Linked DNA regions of Mus musculus: all the other regions are linked to region 3. The links are chromatin loops, found by intact Hi-C in ENCODE. Cell type or tissue: gastrocnemius. All regions are shown on one strand. Region 1 holds the start of Tbc1d2b (TBC1 domain family, member 2B). Region 2 has its middle 12 kb from the start of Gm39398. Region 3 overlaps Tbc1d2b (TBC1 domain family, member 2B).

The links. Hi-C counts contacts between places; a loop is a spot of excess contacts. Peaks named below come from ENCODE experiments on the same cell type or tissue, not always from the same donor. Only the 100,000 strongest peaks of a DNase experiment are listed, where the experiment ranks them.
Region 1: it touches region 3 in a loop (8-fold over the local background); 4 of 42 quality-filtered maps call a loop at or near these places.
Region 2: it touches region 3 in a loop (13-fold over the local background); 37 of 42 quality-filtered maps call a loop at or near these places.

The regions. Positions count from the first base shown.
Region 1 is chr9:90,264,889-90,272,888 of GRCm38, reverse strand. It overlaps Tbc1d2b (TBC1 domain family, member 2B), which reads left to right and starts at 2,120. Exons shown (of 13, transcript NM_194334.2): 1 at 2,120-2,537. The coding sequence starts at 2,178. In gastrocnemius, no CTCF peak of the experiment used is centred here; DNase peaks (open chromatin) are centred at 2,105, 3,430 and 3,700; H3K4me3 peaks cover 2,491 bases; H3K27ac peaks cover 4,130 bases.
Region 2 is chr9:90,443,466-90,451,465 of GRCm38, reverse strand. No RefSeq gene overlaps it. Among named protein-coding and RNA genes, the nearest start is that of Gm39398, 12 kb to the left of the region's middle. In gastrocnemius, a CTCF peak has its summit at 4,285 (motif pointing right); no DNase peak of the experiment used is centred here.
Region 3 is chr9:90,202,431-90,210,430 of GRCm38, reverse strand. Tbc1d2b (TBC1 domain family, member 2B) reads left to right here. Exons shown (of 13, transcript NM_194334.2): 11 at 578-763; 12 at 2,537-2,658; 13 at 5,209-8,000. The coding sequence ends at 5,404. Among named protein-coding and RNA genes, the nearest start is that of Adamts7, 43 kb to the right of the region's middle. In gastrocnemius, a CTCF peak has its summit at 5,884 (motif pointing left); DNase peaks (open chromatin) are centred at 3,748 and 5,878; H3K27ac peaks cover 1,339 bases.

The DNA.
Region 1 (8,000 bases), 62 kb before region 3:
AGCCCACTGACTGAACTCAGACTGGCTGTATCCTTCTGCCTCACACATCATCTCACACATCATCGACACTGCCCAGGTCGACTCTTCCCAGCTCTTCCCCTTTCTGTAGCATTTCAAAGTCATACCCATCCTGATGGCCTTCTCCACAAGCCAATTAGTCATAGGCCCTTGGATCCACAGAGTGAGGCTCAGATTGAACTTGGTTCCCCTCACTCGCTGGAGCAACCCAGCTGGCACGAAGCACAAAGGACTCTAGCCTACTGCGCACATAGACCGGTAAGACTGACAGATTCCTCTCTCTGGATCTGCTTACGGAGGAAGAAGCAACACTAATGACAATAACAATGGCAGTAAACAAAAGACTGCCACAAAAGGAAGTTAAACAGCCTGATCTAAGCTTCAAATGGGCAGTCTACTTTGGTGTCCTTGTCTTTTCTGGGGTGTGTGCGCATGCGTGCACATGCGAGTGAGCGCTCCAGAAAGAGAGAGCGCACTCGCACATGCACGAATTTAAAATAAGCAAGAGGGGGTGCATAGGGTTGGAGAGATGGCTCTGCAGCTAGAAGCACTAGTCCCTCTTGAAGAGGTCTTGGATTTGGTTTTCAGAACCCACGTGGTAGCTCACCATTATCTGTAACTCCAGCTCTATGGGATCATGCACCCTCTTCTAGTGGTATATTTGATATGTCCTCACAAATATAACTAGAATGTCTACTTCTCTTTGGGAAAGGTGAGCTTTGTACTCATCCTTCCTTCGCCTGGAATGCTGTTCCCCTCCTCAGTCTCTAGTTACCGTTCCCCCTCCCATCTGACGTAGGTCTCTGCTCACTTCTTAAGATCTGCCTCCTCTGACCAACCTACAAAAGTAGCTTACCTTCATCTTCCTTTACAAACTCCATCCTTTTACTATGTTTTGTTTTGTTAAGCACTTAAAAACACCTTGTGAGGTTGTTCTGAGGGTTCAAATAAGTTGATACAGGAAGTACTAGGAAGCTGGGTGGGGCTAGCACATTCCTGTAATCCTACCACTTGGGAGGTGGAGGCAGGAAGATATCCAAGGCTCAGTGCCAGCCCAGGCTATGTGGAGAGAGCTTGTCTCAGTCCTACATTCCCGACACCCTCAAGTAATCACTGGCAAGTGATGTCTTATAGTTAGGGTCTCTATTGCTGTAATAAAGAACCATGACCAAAAGGCAGGAACCTGGAAGCAGGAACTATGGAGGACTGCTCCACACAGCTTGCCCTCTTATGACTCGCCCGTCACTGTTTCCCCAGCCTGCTTTCTTACTTCATCCAGGACCACCTGCTCAGGGGTGGCACGGTCCACAGTGGGCTGGACCCTCCCACATCAATCATCAATCAAGAAAATGCCTCCCAGACTTGCCAGCTTCCCCCCCCCCCCAATTAAAATTCCTTTTTCCCAAAGGACTATAGCTTGGGTCAAGACAACAAAACACTACCAGCACAGTGGTATTTTAAGCAACCATCCTTATTTCCAGGTCATAAGGGCATTTGTGCAGCAAAACAACTTCTATTTGTTTGCCTTTTAAAATGTGTGAATTATTGTTGTGCTTTATTAGAATATAATCTCCATGAGGCTAGGAAGTCACTGCCAAGTCTCCAGTGTGTGAATCCTACACAGAACGCCCTCCATAAATTTTTTTTCATTCAGTGAACAAACCAGGATGTAGAGAGGCAGTACATACTTTGGCTTCCATTCACAAACTCTACAAATATTTACCGAACACCCACTCTGTACCAGGCAACAGGCGCTCTCATTTTCGTAGTATGAGCCTATGACTGGCTGGACACGGATTTTAAAATCAAAGCTTATTCGGAGTTCAGGGCAGTGTTAAGTAGACTTTCCTTAGTTTTTTTTTAGAAACCCACTCGTGGAATCCACGCTCGCATAAAGAAACAGAACTTTTTCTCCCGGGATAGGGCGGACCTTGAATGCCCAAAAAAACAACTAGTAGAGGACGGGTGGAGCTAGCCTGGATCGCTAAAGAACCCAGGCTACCCACGCTGCGGGGGCGCGGCGGGGGCGGGACTACAAGTCCCAGGCTGCTCAGCGCGCCACGGCCCTGCGGAGGGCGCGGCGCGGGGAGGTGGGCGCTGCGGCGGCGGCCCGGAGGAGCGCGGGGCGGGAGCGCGGGCGCGGGCGCCGGCGGCAGGCCATGCCGGGGGCCGGGGACGGCGTGGAGGAGAGCTGCAGTGGTGGTGAGGGAGCGGTACCGGGAACAGGCTCGGAGGCTGGGGCGGTGGCGGGACGGGAGCCCTCGCGGCTGTGCGGCTACCTGCAGAAGCTGTCGGGCAAGGGCCCGTTGCGCGGCTACCGCAGCCGCTGGTTCGTGTTTGACTCGCGCCGCTGCTACCTCTACTACTTCAAGAGTCCCCAGGACGCTCTGCCGCTCGGCCACCTGGACATCGCCGACGCCTGCTTCAGCTACCAGGGCCGCGATGAGGCTGCGGAGCCCGGAGCAGATCCGCCCACACACTTCCAGGTGCACAGCGCCGGTGCAGTCACCGTGCTCAAGGTGGGACGATCGCGCCCCGGTGCCCACTCGTGTCCCGTCAGCAGATTTCCCCCTCCACCTTCCTTCCTTGTCCCAAAGGCCTCCTCCTGTCCTGCCCAAGCCTCTCTTTGCCACTGCCTACTCTGATTCCTTCCTCATTCTTATCTTTTTTTGCCCTTTACCTGTGCTTGGACTATGAGGCTGAGTCAGGGTTGGGGGTTACACAGCTAATCTTTTGACACTTTGACCCATTATCTCCCGATACGCCTTTCCTCGCTTCCCTCCTGTGTCCACGCTCACCATTCCTTGGATGCTGTGGGAGACCCTCCCACAGTTGCAGGCTTCCACCCTCCATCCCTGCCTAATTTATAACTCCTCCTGTGACCTTGGGTCCTCTGAAAGACCCCTCTGTGCTTCAGCTGCCTGCTCTGTAAAGTGGGGACAACAGTATTGGGATTAAGTGGTTTCCACTCTCAAGTGTTTAGTAAATATGGTACATTGAGTGCTATAGCCAGAGGCAAGTGATACCAGGGCCCCGGGAACTAATTTGCCACAGCCCCCTCTAGAGAGGTCGGGGTACTCCAGCAGTGCCCACTCTTGCTTCTTGGAAAAGGTGGGAGGGGTTGCTTCAGCTTATGGGAGGCTTCCTTAGGCTTCCCCAGAGAGATTTGAGTATTGGAGGCTTGGCAATGGTCACCAGTCCCGGGGCAGCATTTCCCTGTTGCTGAGAGTTCTAAAGGCCAGGACCTTGACATCTCCTAGGAATGGTCCTGTTTGGAGCACCCAAGGGCCTGGACCCCTGGCCTAGGGCTGGGCTGCCTCTCACTCTGGGCCTTGCTCCCCGCTTGGTTCCCTGAGTCTCCACCCTCCTTTTTCTGGCTTCTCTTCCGTCTTGCAAGCTGGGCTTTCTCCAGAGCCACAGGGCTGGGCTTGAAGCAGCAGCCCTCTCAAAGCTGGCCAAGTGGAGAGTGGCCTTGTGAGCATGCAACTGTTCCTGAGCTCTGCAGACCGTGCAGCAGCTGGAGCTGTTCCCTGAAGCCCTTTCTCAGAGCTTTGTCGACTCAGCAGAGTCTGACTGGGGGAACAGGGGTGGAGGGGGGGGGGATGCTGTGATGTTCCCCCCCACTAGCAGATGCATAAAATGTTTCTCTAAAGGAAGCCAAGCAGGCCTGCAGTTCAACTTGAGGTAACTCAGTGTCTGTGTAAACTTGGGACTGGCTCCCAGAGCGTCCACAGGGAGCTTTGTCAGAGGCAGATGCTTGCCCTCTGTGTACATGTGGACCCTGGTGAATTTCCGGTGGAATTGCCTGTGAAAAAAAGAAAACTGAGCTTCCTGTTTCAGATTCTCTCAGATAGCTTTAGAACTCTCTCCCTACCAGGTCTTTCATTTTTTAAAAGCATCTAAGCAGCGGCAGCATCTGCCTAAGTGAAGTTACAGTGCTTAATGGACGGCTTTGGACCTGGATAGATTTGAACTTGCAGCCTGAGTCATCAACCATGTGGATTGGACACATTTTATCACTTCTCTGTCTAGTTCCTGCTTTGGTCTAATAGGAATTTCACCCCTCCCCCGCCCCCACCCACCCACCCCCCCCTCCCCCCGCCCTGTGGATGGCAGCAAGGGCTCTAGGAAACATTACGGAAAAAGGCTGGCACGTTGTAAGCACTACCTGGCAGACATCTAAAACAGCAGGCACTGTCTTTGACCGAATATGTGGTATAGTCTGTTGAATTAAATATTAATTGGGGACTACTTAACAATAGTCATTCTGGTCATATAACAGAATGTTATGGGTAATAAACAGGAAATCAGAGTTGTATGTGTCAGTCTGTCTGTCACAAATGTAAAACTGAGCAAGGAATAAGTTACAGAAATGATACCTTTTATGTAAGGATTAAGAAGTTTATATGCAGTATCAACCTTAAGGATCTATGCTGTGCCCTGCAGGGAGTTGGGAAGCTACGTCATAGAGACAAGCCCTGGTTTCAGGGTGGTAGATAACTCTGATAGGAAGATAGGATTATGGAAGGGGATGGATATTCTAGGGCTTCTACTCTGGCTCTGCAAGGCATTTCACCTGAGACTGGGTCATAGCTGCACCAGGGTTGATTGTGTTTTACAACGTATCCTTCCATAGCCCTGGTCAGCCTTGCACTCAGAGTTTCAGTGCCTCTGCCTCCTGAGAGCAAAGATTTAAACTTTTTTTATTTTACATATATGAGTATATGTATATGTCCTGGTTCCTGCACAGGCCAGAGAAGAAACCTGAAAACTGGAGTTAATTACAGTTGTGAGCTGCAGTGTGGGTGCTGGGAATTGAACCTGGGCCCTCTGTAAAAGCAGGTGCTCTTAAGCTATTACACTTCTGGCCCCTGATACTGTTTTGTTTTGCCTTTTTAAGAGGAGGAGGGGGACACGTTCTCATGGGTTACTGACCCACCTGATTTTCATTCAGATTTTCACAGGCTTCATGAATATTCATGCAGACCTTTTTTTTTAAACTTTCTTTTATTTTATGCCTACATTTATGAAAGTGTGCCGTGCCTGTGTGTGTGTGCTGTGCCTGTGGAGACCAGAAGACTTAATCAGATCTGGAAGCAGAGTTACTGACAGTGGTGAAATACCAGGGAATTGCTAGGAACTGAACCCTGGTCCTCTACGAGCGCAGCAAGTGCTCTTAACCCCTGAGCCGTTTCTCCAGCCCTCATGCAAGACGGTTTCCTATGGAAAGTTAGAGTGTTGGTCTGACAGAGGTGGTGGGAATGGGAAAAGGCAGGGCTTTCCTGAAGAGAAGGGCATCTGAGATTCAGGGGCCAGAGTCAGGGTGGCTTTGTTCTCTAAGTGGATTTTACGAGACTGGGAAGAACTGCTTAAGAGGACCTACATTTGATCCCCAGCACCCAAGTGAAAGCTGGGCATGGCATCAATGTACCTATAACCCTGCTGGAGAGAAACAGGGTCCCTGGAGCTGCCTGGCTAACCAGTCTAGTCAACTGAGGGCTCTAGACACAGCAAGAGACCCTATCTCAAAACATCCAACATTAATTAATCTCTCTCTCTCTCTCTCTCATAAGCATAGGGACAGGCACATACATACATACATGCATACATATACACACAAGGAGAACTTCAGGACACAGTAGTTCCTCCTGAGCTGCTAGAGTAAAAAATGTACATTGGAAAAGCGGGAAAGGACCGGTCATCCTCCTTCTCATGTGATCTGATTCCCGTGAGCATGGAAGCTTAACACAAAGGCCAGGAGAGACCGCGGTTTCCAAAGAGCCGGTGAGGGCTTATCCCTGCTCCAGTTCGAGTCTGCATATAACTGCAGGCGCCATTTCTTCTGGAAAGGATGAGTTAAAAAGAGAAGAAAAGCAGTGATTTGCTTATTACGTATCATCATGTGTTTCTTATTTTAAGCATCTTGCAGCCTTCTCCGGAGAAGCTGTGGCTTCATTGGGCTTTTTCAAAATGCCTGACTGCTTAAGTCTTAATGAAAGCTGAGACTGGAATTTCTTGGTAAACTCCTCTATTCTTAAAGTCAGGGATCTGGTCCAGAGCCCTATTTTACAGATGCAGGAAAGGAGGCCTGAGAAGGGGCTAGGATCTGCCTGAGATCACAAGGCTAGACTCAGGCCATCTGAAAGCAGAGTCTCTGGCAACGGGGAGTGTTCAAGTCCCATTATCTGCTTTGGCAAATCTTCTCTCCAGACTTTGGGTTCTGTCTTGTTTTGGACTAGGTAAAGTCTAGTGGCTTTCTGCCTTCACTCAGTCCCTTGTAATGCAGCGAGTACCTAGAACCTTGTCCTGTCTGGTTCTGCTAGCTGGAGGCATTTTAGCTTTAATGTAGAAGCTACTGCAAAGGCCTAGAAGAGGCAGGTGCTTCCTGTGGAGTGTATGCAGGGTGCTAGAGGCTTCTTTTCCAACTTTCCTGGGACCAGAGGCATACCGATATTTCTAGATTTGAACTGGTATTGGGAGTTAAGAAAGCATGTGACTGAATGTGGGCAAAATTAGGACGTCCTTGCCCTAGCTGATCTCTGCAGTCCTTGGAGCAGGATATATCATCATAGTGGCCACAAAAGAGTTTCCTCCGTGTTCTCCCTTTCTTGTAAGCATTTGGTGCTCACGTGGACATGTGTGTGTTGCCTGTCCGTTTCCGAATCACACGTAACTGAACAACTACGGATCCCTACTCTTCAGCCCCGTTTTGTGAGAGAAGTGCCCATTCCCTGGAGCTGAGCGGCTCTCAGCTTAATGACAAACATTTGTTGGTGTGGGTAATCATAGTGTGCTGGACACAGAATAGATGTGGTAAACCAGTCTCCCTTGCTGAATGCTTCTGCTAAGCTGTTCTGCACTCAGGCGTCTGTGTAAGGTCGTGAAGCATTATTTAATTCTTAAGATGTGGGAACTTGGCTTTTCATTGATGTGTTATGGTTTCTCAGGGAGGCAGTTCCTTAAAGGCAGGCATATCTGTTCAAGTTCCTAAGATAGTAGCTTTCTGTCTCTCCCTGCCTCTCGCATACTCCTTGTTGTAGGGACTCTCTCTACTGTGCCATGTCTAGTCTAGCTCTCTGCCAACTTTTCAGAACAGTGCCTTACATAAAGTAGCTCTGTGCTGTAGACTGAGTGAATATTTATTATCTTTCTCAAAGTTGATATGGAATGTGGGTCTTCATAATTTTTTTTTTTTTTTGGCCTCTGTAAGGTCAGAGCATAAAAGTGTCCTTCCTTAGACATTGAATGAAGACTGGTTGTGTGTTAGACACAGGAAGTGCCAGATCACACATTCATATGTCCTTGCCAGTCACTGATGCCTTGGCATTCAGAACTATGAAGAATAAATTTCTGCTTAAGCCACTCGGTCTATGACAGCAGTATCATCGTCATCATCACCATCTTCATTTGCATGTGTGGTGTATGTGTGTGTGCATGGCATATGCATGTGAGTGTTTATGCAAACAGAAGCCAGGAGGACATTTGGGGCATCTTCCTTTATTGCTGTCTGCCTGTTCCCTTGAGACAGAGTTGTTCACTGAAGCCAGTAAGTTGTTGGGTTCTGCCTTTTTGTATCATACCCACCCCAACACACGCACATGCACATGCACATGCACACACACAGAGTCACAGAATACTAGGGTTACAGTCATATACTGCCATGGCCAACTTTTTACGTGGGTGCTAGAAATTCAAACTCAGGTCCTCATGGTTGCATAGCAAGCTGAGCCCTCTCCACAGCTCCAGTGAAGGTCCCTCCCACCCATCCACCCCCCCACCCCCCCACCTAAACTAAAACAAGAAACCCAAGCCAACCTTTGTTACCTGAAGGAAAGTCATTATCACCAGTAAGCATGGATATTAGCGTGACCTCTGACCCTTTAGACCTGATCGTCTAGAACTTTCAAATGTACAGATGTTTTAAAAACATGTTTGCCACATGTCATGAGAGTGGCTGCCATTCAGTAAAAAGCCAGGAAATG
Region 2 (8,000 bases), 240 kb before region 3:
TGTATTAAACATTGTTAATTTAGTGTATTAAATATCATTACTATTTTAATATTAACAGAAACAAAGTAACCTAATTGATTGGACCTAGTTAATACTTTTTTTCTTTTTATTAATTGAAAAAACTATTTCTATTTCAAAAATATAGCTATCACCAAAATGGAGGGAGGTTTTTTTGAAGATTTAAGTTTTGTCAATTTAAAAACTAAATTTCTTTTATTCATATTATACTGAGTAAGGTGAAAAAAAGTTTTTACAAAGATACTGACTCTGATTCATTTGAAAACTAGTTTGGAATAAGACAGGGGTTCTGGGTAAGAAAACAATCCTACCAACACAGTGTGTGTGTGTGTGTGTGTGTGTGTGTGTGTGTGTGTGTGTGTGTGATTAAGGACATAATATACTCATCATAACTTTATTAAAACCTAGATTACCATTACTTTATAACTTAGGTAATAGACTAAATAAAATGCTAAATATCATACATAACTATACTGGCTCATTTTTTGTGTCCACTTGACACAAGTTAGAATCAGCAGAGAAGAAGGAGCCTCAATTACAGAAATGTCCTCCTGAGATCCATCTGTAAAGCATCTTCTTAATTAGTGGTCAGTGCTGGAGGGCCCTGCCCACTGTGGGTTGTTCCCTCTTAACTAGTGGTCAGTGCTGGAGGGCCCCGCCCACTGTGGGTTGTTCCCTCTTAACTAGTGGTCAGTGCTAGAGGCCCCACCCACTGTGGGTTGTTCCCTCTTAACTAGTGGTCAGTGCTGGAGGGCCCCGCCCACTGTGGGTTGTTCCATCTCTGGGCTGGTAGTCCTGGGTTCTACAAGAAAGCAGTCTGGGCAAACTATGTGAAGCAAGTCAGTAAGCAGCACCCCTCCATGACCTATACATCAGTTCCTGCTTCCACGTTCCTGCCCTGATTTAGTTCCTGTCCTAACTTCCCTCGGTGATGGACAAGGATATGAAAGTGTAAGCTAAATAAATACTTTTCTCCCCAACTTGCTTTGTGGGCATGGTGTTTTGTTGCAGCAATAGAAACTGTGACTAAGGCAATAACCAGTTTTAAAGCCATCTAATTATAAAAGACTTAAGAAGCATAAATTAGGAGAATATTTTACTAACTTGGAATGTTTGATTATCAGTGTTTTTGAAGATGAATATTTTCCAATATCAATTTTCAATTGAAGGTGGCAGGTCTGAGGTGAGAAATGTGAATTTAAAAGTTCACTTCCTTGGGTTTAGGTGCACAAGTGAGTAAGAAAGAGTAAGTAAGAATATACAGAGAGAATCTTTTTTTCCTCCAGATTCTGAGGCAATGCCTTTTTCTTTCAATTGATGAAACCATCTGGTTTTCTTTGTCCTTTATTTAGAAAATATTTTTAAGTAATTTCGAATTTTTAGTTATGACAGTTAAAATAGATTTTAAAATCCTTTATAATAGTGTTTTTCTTTAAAATGTGATTTTTAATTTTTTTTACTTCTATTTTCATACAATCTAGTCATTGCCCCTCTCCTGGTCTGCCCTCCCATAGTTCCTCATCCCATTCCTCCTTCTCCCTGTCTCCAAGAGGATGCCCTCCCTCCCACTACCTCCAGGTCTCCCACTCCCTGGGGCCTCAAGTCTCTTAAAGGTTAGGTGGATCTTCTTCCACTGATCCCAGGCCTGGCAGTCCTCTGCTGTATAGGTCAGGGGCCTCAGACCAGCTCCTGTATGCTGCCTGGTTGCTGGCTCAGTGTCTGAGAGATCTCAGGGGTCCCAGTTCGTCGAGACTGCTGGTCTTCCTGTGGGGTTGCCATTCTTCTCAGCTTCTTCTAGCCTTTCCCTAATTCAACCATAGGGGACCCTGACTCCAGTCCAATGGCTGGGTGTAAGTATCTGCTACTGTCTCAGTCAGCTTCTTGTTGGGCCTCTTGAAGGGCAGCCATGCTAGGCTCCTGTCTATAAGCACATCATAACGTCAGTGATAGTGTCAGGCCTTGGAGCCTCCCCTTGAGACGGATCCCAAGTTGGGCAGGTCACTGGATCATCTTTCCATTAATCTCTTCTCTATTATTATCTCTGCAGTTCTTTTAGACAGGAACAATTCTGAGTTGTTTTTTAAAGAGATTATGAATGTTTACCAAAAAGGGTAAATCTTAGGAAGAAGCTAGAGCTTTAGTTAATTTTGACATTTTATAGGTATTATTTGCTTAATAGGCTAAAGTTTATAAACAGATTAAATATTTGTGCACTAAAGCAAGTTCCATGATTGTTATGTTAATGTTGTAGGAATTGTCCAAGATATTCATAAGGCAATGGCTATCTAACAAGCAGAAGCTTTGCCCAGTATAAGATATGAAAGTAAAAGTCTAATCAAATGTTTTGAATGTCTCATTTAATAAAAGAATACAACAAAGCCCTTGTTGTTCTAAGCCTGTCTTTTATATAAACATTAGATTAATTCTTAAGAAAACCTCACTGCTGCAAACACAGAATCAAACATTGATTTTATCTCATATTAAAATTTGACCTTAAAAATTAACAACCTTTGTATGATGCTCAACTTTTAAACCATATTCGCTTTGTTCAAGCTTTATTTTCACAATATTTCTACAAGATACTTTAATCTTACATTATTCTCATCCATTTTCATTTTGGAATAATCGTTATCTTGCAGTACAAAGTTCTTTCTTATCACAAAGCATTTTTTAAACTTCTATTGCCACAATTATATCTCATAACTATAACCTTTGTATCCCCTTTTTAAAAACATAATAGTTTTTATCATTATTATTGTTATTGTTTCCAAAAGATCTAGCAAACAAATTTTAACATTATAATTTTAGATGAAACTGCAGTAGGCTGTACCATGTTTTCATAGAAAACATGTGTGTGGTATTTTAAACATGTAACAATTATAATATGGGAAAATAAGTCAATTTGAATAATTATTTGTCAAAGACTTAAGTCATTACAGCAGGCACTTTAAAATACCTTTTGTTTTAAGGAGATGAACAGTATTCCAAATATATTATCATGGCATAATACATTAAGATTACCTGTAAAATTTAAGATGTTTTAAGATGTCTTCTGTATGTCTTTAAGCTTTTTTTCAAACGGCCATTTTTCAAATGTTTGAAGTTATATCTTACATTATTTCTAAGACGTACTTTGAAAACTTTTCTTGTGTTGTTGTGACAGTGGTATCAAAATATCTTTTAAAACCTTAAAATATTTTGTTTTAAAGCATTCAAACAAATATATAAAACATTTAAGTTCAGCTCTAAGTTACCATCTTGATCTTTGCAATAATGAGTTGGTCATCTTGGATGAAGGAAGTTTTCTGATAGGAAAAACGATGCCTTACATGGAAAGTGATCATCCTTCATGTATGCCCTCACGGAGCAGAGGCCGTGCTGCAGACCCAGAACTGAGACGAGGACCCAGGAGACAACATCCTGGGCTGAGCTGCAGGGTTAGATACATATATTTTCTTTTAAGAAAAAAATTTTAAATTGTTATTTAAATTTTAAAACATGTTAATTTCCCCCAAAGAAAGATCTAGGGCCACTAGCCATGTCTTTGTTTTACCAAAGTGATCACATTGGTTCAATATTCCTTTTTCATACTTTGCAAGTATTCTTCGATTGACATCCTGGACATGTGGCCAAGCTTACTTAGCCTTTCAGGGCAGTTGAAGCTGAATTTTTTTTCCCCTTAAGCTGGGCTAATTTAACTGCTCTGTTTTATATGAGAACTTACTCATGAGCCAATTTGATACCAAGTAAATGATATATGAAACATAAGCACACATAAACAGTGTATAAATACATAATCACACAAAAAGACAGCTTTGAAAGACCAAGCAAACATATACATCACATATTTTACATATAGCCTACCCATACGAGGAACTTTCATTTAAGTTTTATACTAAGAATATTTTGGAAAAGAGATTATAGGATTTTATGGTTCCTATTACTATTATATAAATGAAATAAAAGTTTTATTAATACATATTTATTTAGAATATATTTTGGAAGGAAATCTTATTAAATCTAAGTATTTAACATTAAATTTTATAGTGTAATGTATCTCTTATCATGACTCTACTGCTCTAATGATATTGTCTTATATAAACAAATCGCATTTTAAGATTAACAAATAAATTGCAGTTTTGTCAGTTGGTTCTTGGCCTCACGAATAAAAGAGTTAGGAAATAGATCCACAAGAAAGCTGAAGAACAACTCTTAAAGTTTGGGAGACAAATACTGGGCAGGAAGATTGTAACTCTCTGCAGCTACCACAAGGTGGAGTAGAAGAGAGAGGTTGTGCCCGATTTGAGTTGGGCCAAGAAACCAGGCAGGCTCATCAATGGAGATAATCAAGCAAACACACTGTGGCACTAAGAGATGGGTTTCAGGGAAAGAATTGGGGAAGCTCAAAGTGTCAGCGTCAGCATACTTAGGTTTTTGCCTAGTATCTGAAAGAATAAATGATTTCTGAAAAGAATGAGAAATGCAAAAGGTCGGGTTCCTTCGAGTAACTCAGAACAGGCAGTCTCCAGAGTACCACTTGATAGAGACTCTTAAACCATCTGTGGGGGAAGGAGCTTTTCTGAAAGGATAAGTCTTCTTAGAGGGCTAATTAATCCTCTCATCTCACTAGCATGGCTTCAAGTGAACCATCTTTCCTGAAGGATGGTATTCTCTCAAAGTGACTGACAATCTGGGCCGTCCATTCTTTTTTGTTTTGTTTTGTTTTTTATTGGATATTTTATGTATTTACATTTCAAATGTTATCCCCTTTCCCGGATTCCCCTCCAGAACCCCCCATCATACCTTCCCTCCCACCCACTCCCACCACACCACCCTGGCACTCCCCTACACTGGGGAATCAAGCCTTCACAGGACCAAGGGCCCCTCCTCCTATTGATGCCTGCTGCATATGCAGCTGGAGCCATGGGTCCTTCCATGTGTACCTTTGGTTGGTGGTTTAGTCCCTGGGACCTCTGGGGAGGTCTGATTGGTTAATATTGTTGTTCTTCCCATGGGGTTGCAAACCTCTTCAACTCCTTCAGTCCTTTCTCTCACTCCTCCATTGGGGTCCTCGTGCTCAGTACAACAGTTGACTATGAGCATCTGCCTCTGTATTTGTCAGGCTCTGGCTGTCCATTTTTAAAAGGAGTGAACCATAGCATGTCACATTTTGGGTAGTTTAAAATGTCATATCTATCTCTACACAGAGTCGGTGGTAAAACCTAGATCCCAGTCTTTGGACATACATGTTGTAACTTTATCTTAATGGGCTTCAACATAGCACAGACACCTCTACCTTTTCATATAGCAATGTGAACCCTAAGGCATGACAAAGCTGGTGTTTACCTTCCTAGACTTACCACAGGAATGGGAAGTGCGGTTGAAAGTTGACAATGGGGTGGAGTAATTCATCCTGAATAGCCTCCAAGATGGCTAATCCCTGTATCAGTTGTATAGCAACACAACAGAATCTCAGAATAAATGGTGGTTTTAAACTGAAGGTATTTGAGAACTTCAACGGATTAAAAAAAAAAAAGAGGAGTCCCATTTTCTTATGTTTCTTAATATATTTTAATTAAAATATTACATCACTTCCCCCCCCCCTTTACTTTCCTGCTTCTGACGATTCCTGTGTCCTCTCCCCCAGTCCCCCTCATGCCCCTCTGGCTCCTTCTCAAGTTGATGACCTCTTTTCTCTTTTTACATATTTATGTGTATATGTGCACAAATCTATAAAAAACCATCTCCTGAGGGCGTTCCTATTGTGTATGTGCATGGAATTCCAGGGCTGACCACTTTGTATTAAATAAGCAGTCAGGGGTCTCTTCCTTGGGAGAGCCGCCTTCTGCTGCTTTAACTCCCTCCCAGTGTTTCCTGGCTGGAAGTCCTACTCCTGTGATACACGTATTATTAATATATATTTTTAAAGGCATTACTTTTACAAAATGTCCAAATATAATTGATTACATTCGGCTTGTTGCAATGGATTCTTTCAGAGGGACAAGGAAATTGACTGTTACTCCTCTGAAGTCCAGAGCTGCCTGTAGTTCTTTGTCTAGGGGTTGGCACCCATTGAGATTTCCAGACCCTGCATCAGCATTTCTATTGACACGTTGGGTTTAGGCTGCCCTGTCTGATTCTACCCCTTGTTCCCTGGCGATCCCTGCGCCTTAGATGTGAGAGTTTTGTAGAAGATGTCTCTTAGGGCTGAGCTCCCCCAAATCCATTGATCTCTGCATTGTGTACAGCTGTGGTTTTCTTTCCAATTGGGGGCACTTTTAATAATTTAGAAGTATTGGTTGTAGACTTTCTTTGAAAGTCTGGTAGAATTCTGCTGTGAATCCATCTGGCCTGGGCTTTTTAAATAGGAAGATTTATTATTATTATTATTATTATTATTATTATTATTATTATTATTATTATTATTACTAAATCAGTGTCCTCCTTTATTATGAATTTCTTTGACATATTTTTCTCTTCTTGGTTGGTTGTTTGGGTGAATTAAAAACGCATCCATGTCTTTAAGAATTTCCAATTTAAAGAAGTATGGGTTTTTAAATTATTCTCTTATTCTGATTTTTTCTAGGGGGTGAGGGTGTCTACTGTAATGTTTCCTGTTCCTTCCTGATTCTGTTCATTTGGGCCATGTCATTCTTTGTTTTGGTTGGTTAGGCAAGGGTCTGCCAACCTTTTTATATTCTCAAAAAAAAAAAAAACATCAGTTTTAGACTCTTTGATCCATTATGTTGAATTTTTGTTTGTTTCTGTTTCACTGATTTCTGCTGTTTCATGCTGTCTATTGGACTTGAATTTGGTTTTTTTCTTGTTTTCCCACATTCTTGACTTACACTATTAGGTCATTTATGCTCTTCCTGATCTTTTACCTCAGCCACTTGGAGAAACAAAGTCCCCTCTCTACAACCACCTTTATCACGTTCCAGAAGTTTTGCTCCGTTGTGTTTTCATTTTCATTTAGTTGAAGAAAGTTATTTTACTTTCTTCCCAACTTCTTCTTTGACCCATTCAGCATTTAGTAATGAGTTCTTTAATCCCCATCAAGTGTATGTGCTTGCTGTAGATTTGTTTACAGTTGGTTTTAAACTCTACTTCATATGATTTAATAGAACACATAGAATCACTTCCGTTTTTATGAATTTGTTAAGGTTCATTTTGTGTCCCAATACGTGGTCTATTTTAGAGAAATTTCCATGGTGAACAGACTGGATATTCTTTGCTGCTTCGGGGAAACAGTCTGTAGTTATCTGTTATGTCCATTCAATATAAGATGTCATTTAGTTCTGAGGTTTTTCTGTTCATTCTGCCTACTGGATGAAGCAGTATGTTTAAAGCACCTCTTATTGGTTTGAGTTAATCTTTATCTTTAATTCCAGCTGTACTATTTTATGAAGTTGGATGCACCAGAGTTTGGTGCACCCAATTGCCATTAGGATGAAAAATACAATGGAAACAGGCAACCTCGGGAGATAGGAGGTTGCAGGTGTCAGGGGGGTGGGGAACCTCCAGAATGCACCAGAGACCTGGGAGGGGAGAGACTCTCAGGACTCAAAGGGAGGGACCTTAGATGAAATGTCTGACAGTAGGGAGAGGGAACTTATAGAGTCTACTTCCAGCAGGAAGACAGGACATCAAGTGAGGGATGGGGTTGCCATCACACAGTCACAACTCTGACCCATAATTGTTCCTGTCTAAAAGAATTACAGGGATGGAAATGGAGAGGAGCCTGAGGAAAAGAAGGTCCAGTGACAGGCCCAAAGTGGGATACAGCTCAAGTGGAGGTCCCAAGGTCTAACACTATTACTGAGGCTATGGAGTGCTCACAAAAAGGGATCTAGCATGACGGCACTCTGAAAGACCCAACAAGCAGCTGAAAGAGTCAGGTGCAGATATTTACCCCCAACCAATGAACAGAAGCAGCTAACCACTGTTGTTGAATTAGGGAATGCTGAAAGAAGTTGAGAAGA
Region 3 (8,000 bases):
CTCACAGCAGCACAGTGGGTAAGTCAGCTATCTCTGCCTATCCTTCAGAAGAGTACAGAACTGTTTAGAACATCCTTTGTAGGTGGAACTAACTCGGATTCACCTGGGATCCTCTAACTCGCGTGTTCTTTCTGCCACCCTGCCCTGTCAGACCTGCTCACTGCATGGTGTGAGCAGTCGTGTTCTATTTCTTGTCCGGCGCTCATGCATCTAAGACTGCCTGTATTCATAGGAGTGTTGGCAGGCTGACACCAACCTACCAGCTCTTTTCACTAGCCTGCTTCCACATAAGATGCTGAGTACAGGAGCTGCTTTCAGGCTGGAGACCATTCCCTTCTCCCCATACCCTAGGGAGAATGACACATAGTAGTGGCCTTGCAGAATTTTCGGTCAGCTGCTCCTGAGACACAGAGCAGCCTGGCTCTATGATGTGCCCCACATGGACATCCAGAAGAGCTGTGTTGCTGCACGTCCCCACGGGCTCCACCCTCTGCTCTCAGGTGGCACAGCTGTTCTGGCTTGCTTGCTTCGTGCCCTGCCAGACCCCAGGCCTTTCCGCCCTCTGTGCCCTCTCCAGGTGGACCAGCGGGTGTTCAGAGACCTCCTGAGTGAGAAGCTGCCTCGACTGCACACCCATTTTGAACAGTACAAAGTGGACTACACCCTCATCACCTTCAACTGGTTTCTGGTGGTATTTGTGGACAGCGTTGTCAGCGACATCCTCTTTAAAATATGGGACTCTTTCCTTTATGAGGGACCAAAGGTGAGTGGGCTCTGCAGCTATACGCACTCGTCGGACTGTGACAGGCTGTGTCAGTAGTGGCAGAATGGCTGATTCTCCTGGAGCTTGTGAGGTTACCACAGCACCAAACTTACCTCCCTGTGATGGGTTCCTGCAGGCCTTGGGAAGCAGCAGTCACATGCTCATCCGTGAAGACCCTCAGCCTGAAGCTAGGCATGGTAGCTCCCAGGGAGAGCCTGTCACAGAGTAACCTAGCATGATGCTCAGTAGCTGAGTGGGCCAGCCCTTGCTGTGCTCATACAAGGCCTCTAGGTTCAGTCCCTGCCCTCCAGCTGCCCACCCCCCCAATACTGCACTATACCATAGCACAGCACACCAAAAGTAAACAAACAAGTGGCTGGTGGAACAACGTAGCAAGCCCCTCCGACCTCTATAAACGAACAAATAGACACACTAAATAATAAATAAATAAATAAATAAATAAATAATGTTAAGTAAAAATAAAAACTAAACATAACTAAGAAAATATAGTAGGAAAACAGTCTGTCTCCTCAATTTATATGTTGTCTTTCATGTTTCTTTTTTTCTTTATTGGATACTTTATTTATTTACATTTCAAATGTTATCCCCTTCCCTGGTTTCCCGTCCAGAAACCCCCTAGCCCATCCCCCTTCCTCCTGCTTCTTTGAGGGTGTTTCCCCATCCACCCACCACTCCTGCCTCCCCGCCCTGGCATTCCCCTACACTGGGGCATCGAGCCTTCACATATTTCTTAAGCGTTGCTTTTAACTTTACTGTGTCTTGGAACTAGTTCTGTGTCAGCACATAGAGAACCTGTTTCGTAACTCACTGGAGTTTCCTCGTGCACCATAGCCCCTGATGGTGGCCACTTTGGTTGCTTCCAATCTCTTGCTGCTTCAGAAAAAGCTACACCCAGCTCTCATGGGACTTTTCATCTCTCTGCATGTGTGCAAGTGCATTATAGATTTAGCCCAGCATTGCAGGATCAAAGGTTGGTCCATGGGTAGCATTGAGGTAACAGATGACCACTCAAAAGGGCCTTTTGCAGTCACCCCATATGCAGATTCAGTGTCCAACACAAAGCATTGCCACTTTTATAGTCTAATTTGTCATTAATACAAAGAACTTTCAACTAGAATCATAAACGCTGCTCCTATTGGGCCATAGGTGAAGAGAACCATGAACAATTTAACCCTATAAATACCACTTACTAAGTATCATACAGTGTGGGCTAGAGTAGCCATTCAGGGCTCTTAGATGTGGAAATAGCAGTTTGTTCCAAAGCTGCCTGAACTTGTAAGATCACCAGGAGTTCACTACCCCCCTAGCCTTCCCCTTAGTACCCCAAAAGCAAATCAGCAAAATCCACTGTTATTTCACCATATTGAAAAGGCGGTCAGAACCAGCCGAGACTATGCCTGGCTCTGGAGTTGGCAGTTTCACATTTTCAGTCAAAAAAGCCCAGGTTTTGATCTTATGTAAAAGTGGTGTCTAGATATGTATTCTTTGTTGACTACAAAGGTTAGTTAGCCAAAAGTGAAAGGATTCCACAAGTCAGTCAGTCACCTTACCTCCTAGGAACACGGCTGCCTTGTCGGAAACCACAAGTATTTGTTTTATTGTACCTAAGGGCCTTGTCCAGTCCTGGAAGTCACCCTTCGGTTCAGGTGTCCGCCCAAGGGCAGGGCCCTCAGGATACTTCCTCTAGCCAGCCCCAGGGAGAACTTCAAAGCCCAGCCTCGTGCAATTACCGTTTCCCTGGCTTTCCTGCAGGTTATTTTCCGTTTTGCCCTGGCACTTTTTAAATATAAGGAAGAGGAGATCCTGAAATTGCAAGATTCGATGTCCATATTCAAGTATCTGCGTTACTTCACTCGGACTATCCTCGATGCCAGGTGAGTCCACAGGCTCCTCAGACTCGGGGTTGTCCAGGGTGCCGTGGTGCTCTTTCCTAGAGAAAGAAATGGGAAGGGCCATGTGTTACAGGAGTGAGATGGTAGATAAAAAGACAGCCCTGAGCGCTGAGGTTTCCAGAGGGAACATGCCTTTCCTGATCCACAAACGTAGTGTGAGGAAGCCCAAGCCGTGCCTCAGGGATGCCTTGGGGCACAGAGGTGCTCAGAGGAAACATGTTTGGGAACAACGAGAGGGGCCACCAAGTTTGTGCCCGGCTGCTGGGGCTCATGGCTACATCCTAGCCTGGCTCCTTAGGCCGTACTCAGGAATTTTAGCTTCATTCTAATCGTAACAGAATGTCACTGAAAGATAAGAGGATTGAGGCAGGACCAGCCACTGGGAGGGTAGATGGTGACTGTTGAAAGTCCCCAGGAGGAAAGGTGGTGGCCCGGAGTGGGGTGTCCTGAGAGGTGGAGAGAAGTGGGACAGATGGAAGAGATTGGGGATTTTGAAATTGAAAGAACCCTAGGTTTCCAGCTTGAAGAGGAGTCATGAATCATGTCCCCACATGTATACACACACACACCTTGGGCCACGTGGCTATTTCTTGTCTGGGCTGCCATTTTCCCTAGGCCACAATTAGTGGCTGCTCTGGTTCCAGCAGCTGGGGTAGACCTTGGCAACGAAAGTAGTTGGCAGAAGCTATACCAGGTCTCTGGGAGGTCGTCGCTGTTTTTAGGATCTTTCTCGTAGGGAGTACATTTTCAAGATGGCTTTAGGCTTAGTGCCTAACTAAGACTAACTGGATTTGTGCCCAGTGAGAAAGGGCATCTGAAAGTGTTTGCTGTGCAAGACTGGTGAAAGGTTCAGGGTGAGGATTGTGTTCATGTCGCATTGGTTAAGATTATTAAGAGTAACTGAATGAATTCCCACATGACAGTGGAGAGCATTTTGGTTCCAGAGATGGATTTGCCTCACCATGACACTCTTAAGGGGGATGTCAGGGCTGCCTGGAGATAAATCTTCCTCCTCTACTTCCTGTCACCATTGGACAGAACAAGGCAGCTCCCATCTTGCCTGATCCTACAGCGCCCCCTGGTGAATGGCTCATGATGCAGTTTCCCCTTTGCTTTAGAAAGTCAAGGCCACAGACCAAGAGCTCCCAATATGTACATGAGGTCCTGGTCCTATTCCCCCTGTCCTGCAACCTCCCACCTCCTGGGAGGTTGCTGAGGTTGCTGGTGCCTTTGTTCCACCTCCACACTAGAGTTTCAGTATTTTAAGGAGCTGCCCATACTAGCTGTCTGAGGTGAGGCAGTTCCGCAGACTAGACAGGTCTTACAAAGTGGTCAGGCGTTTCCATAGCCAGGTGCATTCAGGAGACACCGGACGATGCAAGATTGAACTGGTTGGTGGCTGCAGGGTCCATGAGAGGCTGGGCATTCAAGGGCAGTGTCTGGGTTCCCCTATTTTGCAGCCCGGGCCATGTTGCTGTTGGCTCTTTCCAACTAGAGGAGTAAAGGAATAATGCCATACCCCCTTTTTCACTTTGGAGCAAGGCCTGAGGTTTCTGGCTTACAGAGCCTGTGGCTCATGTAAGAGAAAGGACAGTGGTAAACTCCTGGATCCCAGTCTCAGTGGCATACCCCAGCTAGCTCACAAGGCTGGGCCTGAGACACAGCTGGGCCTCGTCGGGCCTCTCATAACCTCCAGTACTTGCCTGTCCTAGAACAAACGCATGGAGAACTTGGCCTTTAAAGAAGGCAGGCCAGTCTCACCTTTTCACTTCCTTACAAGAGAAGCTGTTGGAATATAAAGATGAGAAAGGTGCATATCCTTTATACACCCATGCTAAATGGAGCTCAGGCCTTGGAGCAGCAGGTGGCTAACAAGGGAATGAGCCCCTGCTATCAGGGAGCAAGACCATAGGCCTGGAAGAATCAGTTGGGAAGTGACCTATCCCTTGGCATAAGAGAAGCTCTGTCTTTCTGTGATACCAAGGAACCAGTACAACTGACCCGTGAGTGCTGGAAAGCAAAGCCAGGCGTGCCGACTGTCCCTAGCTCTATTTTTATTACAGACTGTCCAGTAGCTGAAGTATTACAAACCTAAGACATTGTTGTCAGTTGGTGCATTGAATGCTGCGTGTACCTCTGTAGAGTGCATCTTGGCCCAGGTCACACTGCAGATAGGATCTGACGCCATCACCATGCCTAGTCCGTTGGTATCAGGACAGTTTTCCAGAGAATCATACTCACTGACCCCTGCTATCTCTGAGTGAACACCAGGCTATTAGTGCCTACTACATGTAGAAACCATATAGAGTACACCTCCCATCGCTTCCAGGGTGCAGATGGAGAATCAGGTCAAAATGGAGTCTGAGCTCACTGTGCCTTCCGCCTCTCTGCATAAGCTGGGCCTGGGTTCCCAGGGTGATATTCCCCCATCCCATGGTACATGTGCCTTACTCCCTTCTCTGGTCTCTAGGCAGTGCTCTGGGCACTCACCTGAGCTCTGCTGATGCTCATCTCTGCCCTTTGTCCCACCAGGAAGCTGATCAGCATCTCCTTTGGGGATCTGAACCCCTTCCCCCTGCGCCAGATCCGGAACCGGAGAGCCTACCACCTGGAGAAGGTCCGGCTGGAGCTGACAGAGCTGGAGGCCATTCGAGAGGACTTCCTGCGTGAGCGGGACACTAGCCCTGACAAAGGCGAGCTAGTTAGCGATGAGGAGGAAGACACTTGAATGGATCCCCACCCTAGGATGCTGCTCTTCTTGCCTTCCTTCATAACCAAAAGTAGCAAAGGCACATCACTGCACATCAGCTGTCAGATTGTAACATCTACAGCCTCTGGCTTCTGCTGGGCAGATGTCCAGAGCTAAGCTGCACTTTCTCATCTCCCATTTCGGGGCAGGGGGCAGGTGGCTTTACAGCCATTTCCGTGTCACATGCATCATATGCTTGCTGCCTGATTGGTGACTCACCGGGTGACTGTTTCCAAGGGCCTGTTTACAGCATCTGCCAGTTGTGTGCGTGTTTCGCCCCACAAAAACTATGTTCCACATCTCCCTATGCTCTTTCTTTTACCCAAGGGCAGCACTGTGGAGGAATGTGCAGGGCGCCACAGTGTGGCTGCTTCCAGGGTCACAAGGTCACCATAAGAAGAGGGACCTCTTTAAAAAGCAAGCACACAACTGGCCTCCCAGGCTGGCGTGGGAGCCCTCTGCTGGTGGCTTGGCACTGCCAGCCGCAGTCCCTTCTGGACTAGCCTTTGCTCTCCTATGTAGCCTTTCAGACTGCAGCACTCCCCCTGATCTGCAGCAGTGCCCACACTTCTCACTGCCAGCTGCTTTGCCAGCTGTCTGTCCCAGATTGCAGTGGGGCTAAACACATCTCCAGGAGCTGCTGTAGGAAGCTCTTCTAGCTGGGAGCTGACTTGTAGACACCATTCTCCAACTCTGGCTGGCTTGGGGTTCCAAAGGGACCTTGCAGTAGACCCAGCCCTGCATAAGGGAACATAGGAAACTCTCAGATCTGTGGCTTGTGGGCTCCTGGATTCAGGGCTCTAGAATCTCTCCTGCCTGACAGCTGGAGTGGGGCTGACTGCCAGCTTCCTGCATCTGGAAGCACCTGGAGTGGTGAGTTCTAGTCTCTGTGTTGCCTGGATTATCCTTGTCTTCAACAGGGATCTGGGGCCACTATGGCCTCTGGAATAGCAGACTCTGGGGACTTGGAACACTTCTTTCTTGAAGCCCAGAGAGGGTTTGAACAAGAAAGGTTATTTTTGCTCAGTCCCAGCGCATCGCTGATGGGTGACTGTCATGAGAAAGCATGTTACACAGTATTATGGGAGCACAAGGGAAACAGCCTTGGACTACTTTACACTACCTGGGGGAAAATTGGAAACAATCCTTAGTGTAAACACACTCAGACTCAGGAGCGGAGCAAGACAGTTTCGAGAAGCGCTTTTTCCATGACCCATTTTCCTGTTTTTGCTGTCTGCTTTCTAGCACTTGAGTGGCTGAGTCCATTTTTCAGTATCTAGACTATGCTTAACTTCTCCAAAAGTTGCTTCATTTATTACCATGTAAAAGGAGCTGGTCTCTCTATTTAGCCAATGGCCTTTGCCTATCTTCAGGTATCAAAAATGTCATCCTTGTGTCTTTAGGATGGTGGTTTGAGGCCTGGTTTCTTCAGGAAGCTTGTCTGGAGCTGGACAGTGGTCTTACTGCTATTCCAGAGCCTCCCTGAGACCAAATGCAGGGAGATGCCCCACCCCCTTGGAAGTGCCGGCTCTCAGCCTTGGGGACAGCTGTTAGGAAGTGCCGCAGGGTAGGGTTGCCCCAGGGCTCAGTTGCCATGTCAGTTTCGTACCAGAAGATGCCAGTCCAGATGTGCATTTGGTGTAAATTTACTGGCGGGTTGCTTTTGTCCTGTATGCTGGTGGAGGAGTCTTTAAAGCACCTGGTGATGCCGGGGACATGGCTTAGAACATGTGCCTGGTGTGTGGGACTCTGGGTTCCAGCCCAGTGATTGGAAACGAAAATCTCCAATATGCATGGGGTCCTGTTCTGCCATTCCCTGAGAGACGGCATTAGTTTCTCAAGCAGTTAGCATCAGTGCTCAGGTAAAAGTCTCAAGAGGCCCCAAGGGGAATGCACAAATGCACACTTAGAGGCTCTCATCCCTGGATAAATGACTCAGTGGCTTCAGAGCTGAGAAGGAGGGCTTGCCCTCTTTCCAGTTTGGGGACAAAATGGCAGATGCTTGTCCCAGAGGCAAGGCTCCGGTGACTGAGCCATCTTCTCCCATTCCCTCATCACGGAGACTGTCTTTACCCTCCTCTAGTGTTCCTGAGGTTCCAGACTTCTCCCAGCCACCGTGGCAGGTACCCCTCATGTCAGGGACTGCCTCGTGCTGCTTTTCATCTGAACCTTTACCCAGCATGCAACGCATGGCTCCTGCCTGGTGAGCCTCGTGGGCTGAGAAAGCCAAAGCACAGCCTCCAGCGTGTGGGTCCAAATGCACGTGCCACAGTAGAGGAGCACCCTGCGCTTGGCGCCCCGTCTGGTGGGACCTACCGATATTCCAACCGTTGACACTTTTATATTTTCACTACATTTTATATTTTTATAGACTATTTTATATTAAGGTTTTTCTAGATCCTGTACAACTTTTATATAACAAGTTCTATTTTGTGTGCACGACTCCCCTGTATGTATTTATATCAACCCGAGCCTCCCAGATTGCAGGTCCCTCTTGTGCCACCTTTTCCTCTTAGCCTTGACTGTCCCTCTCCTCTGCTCACCCAGGTAGCCTCAGGGGCTACTTCTAGCCGTG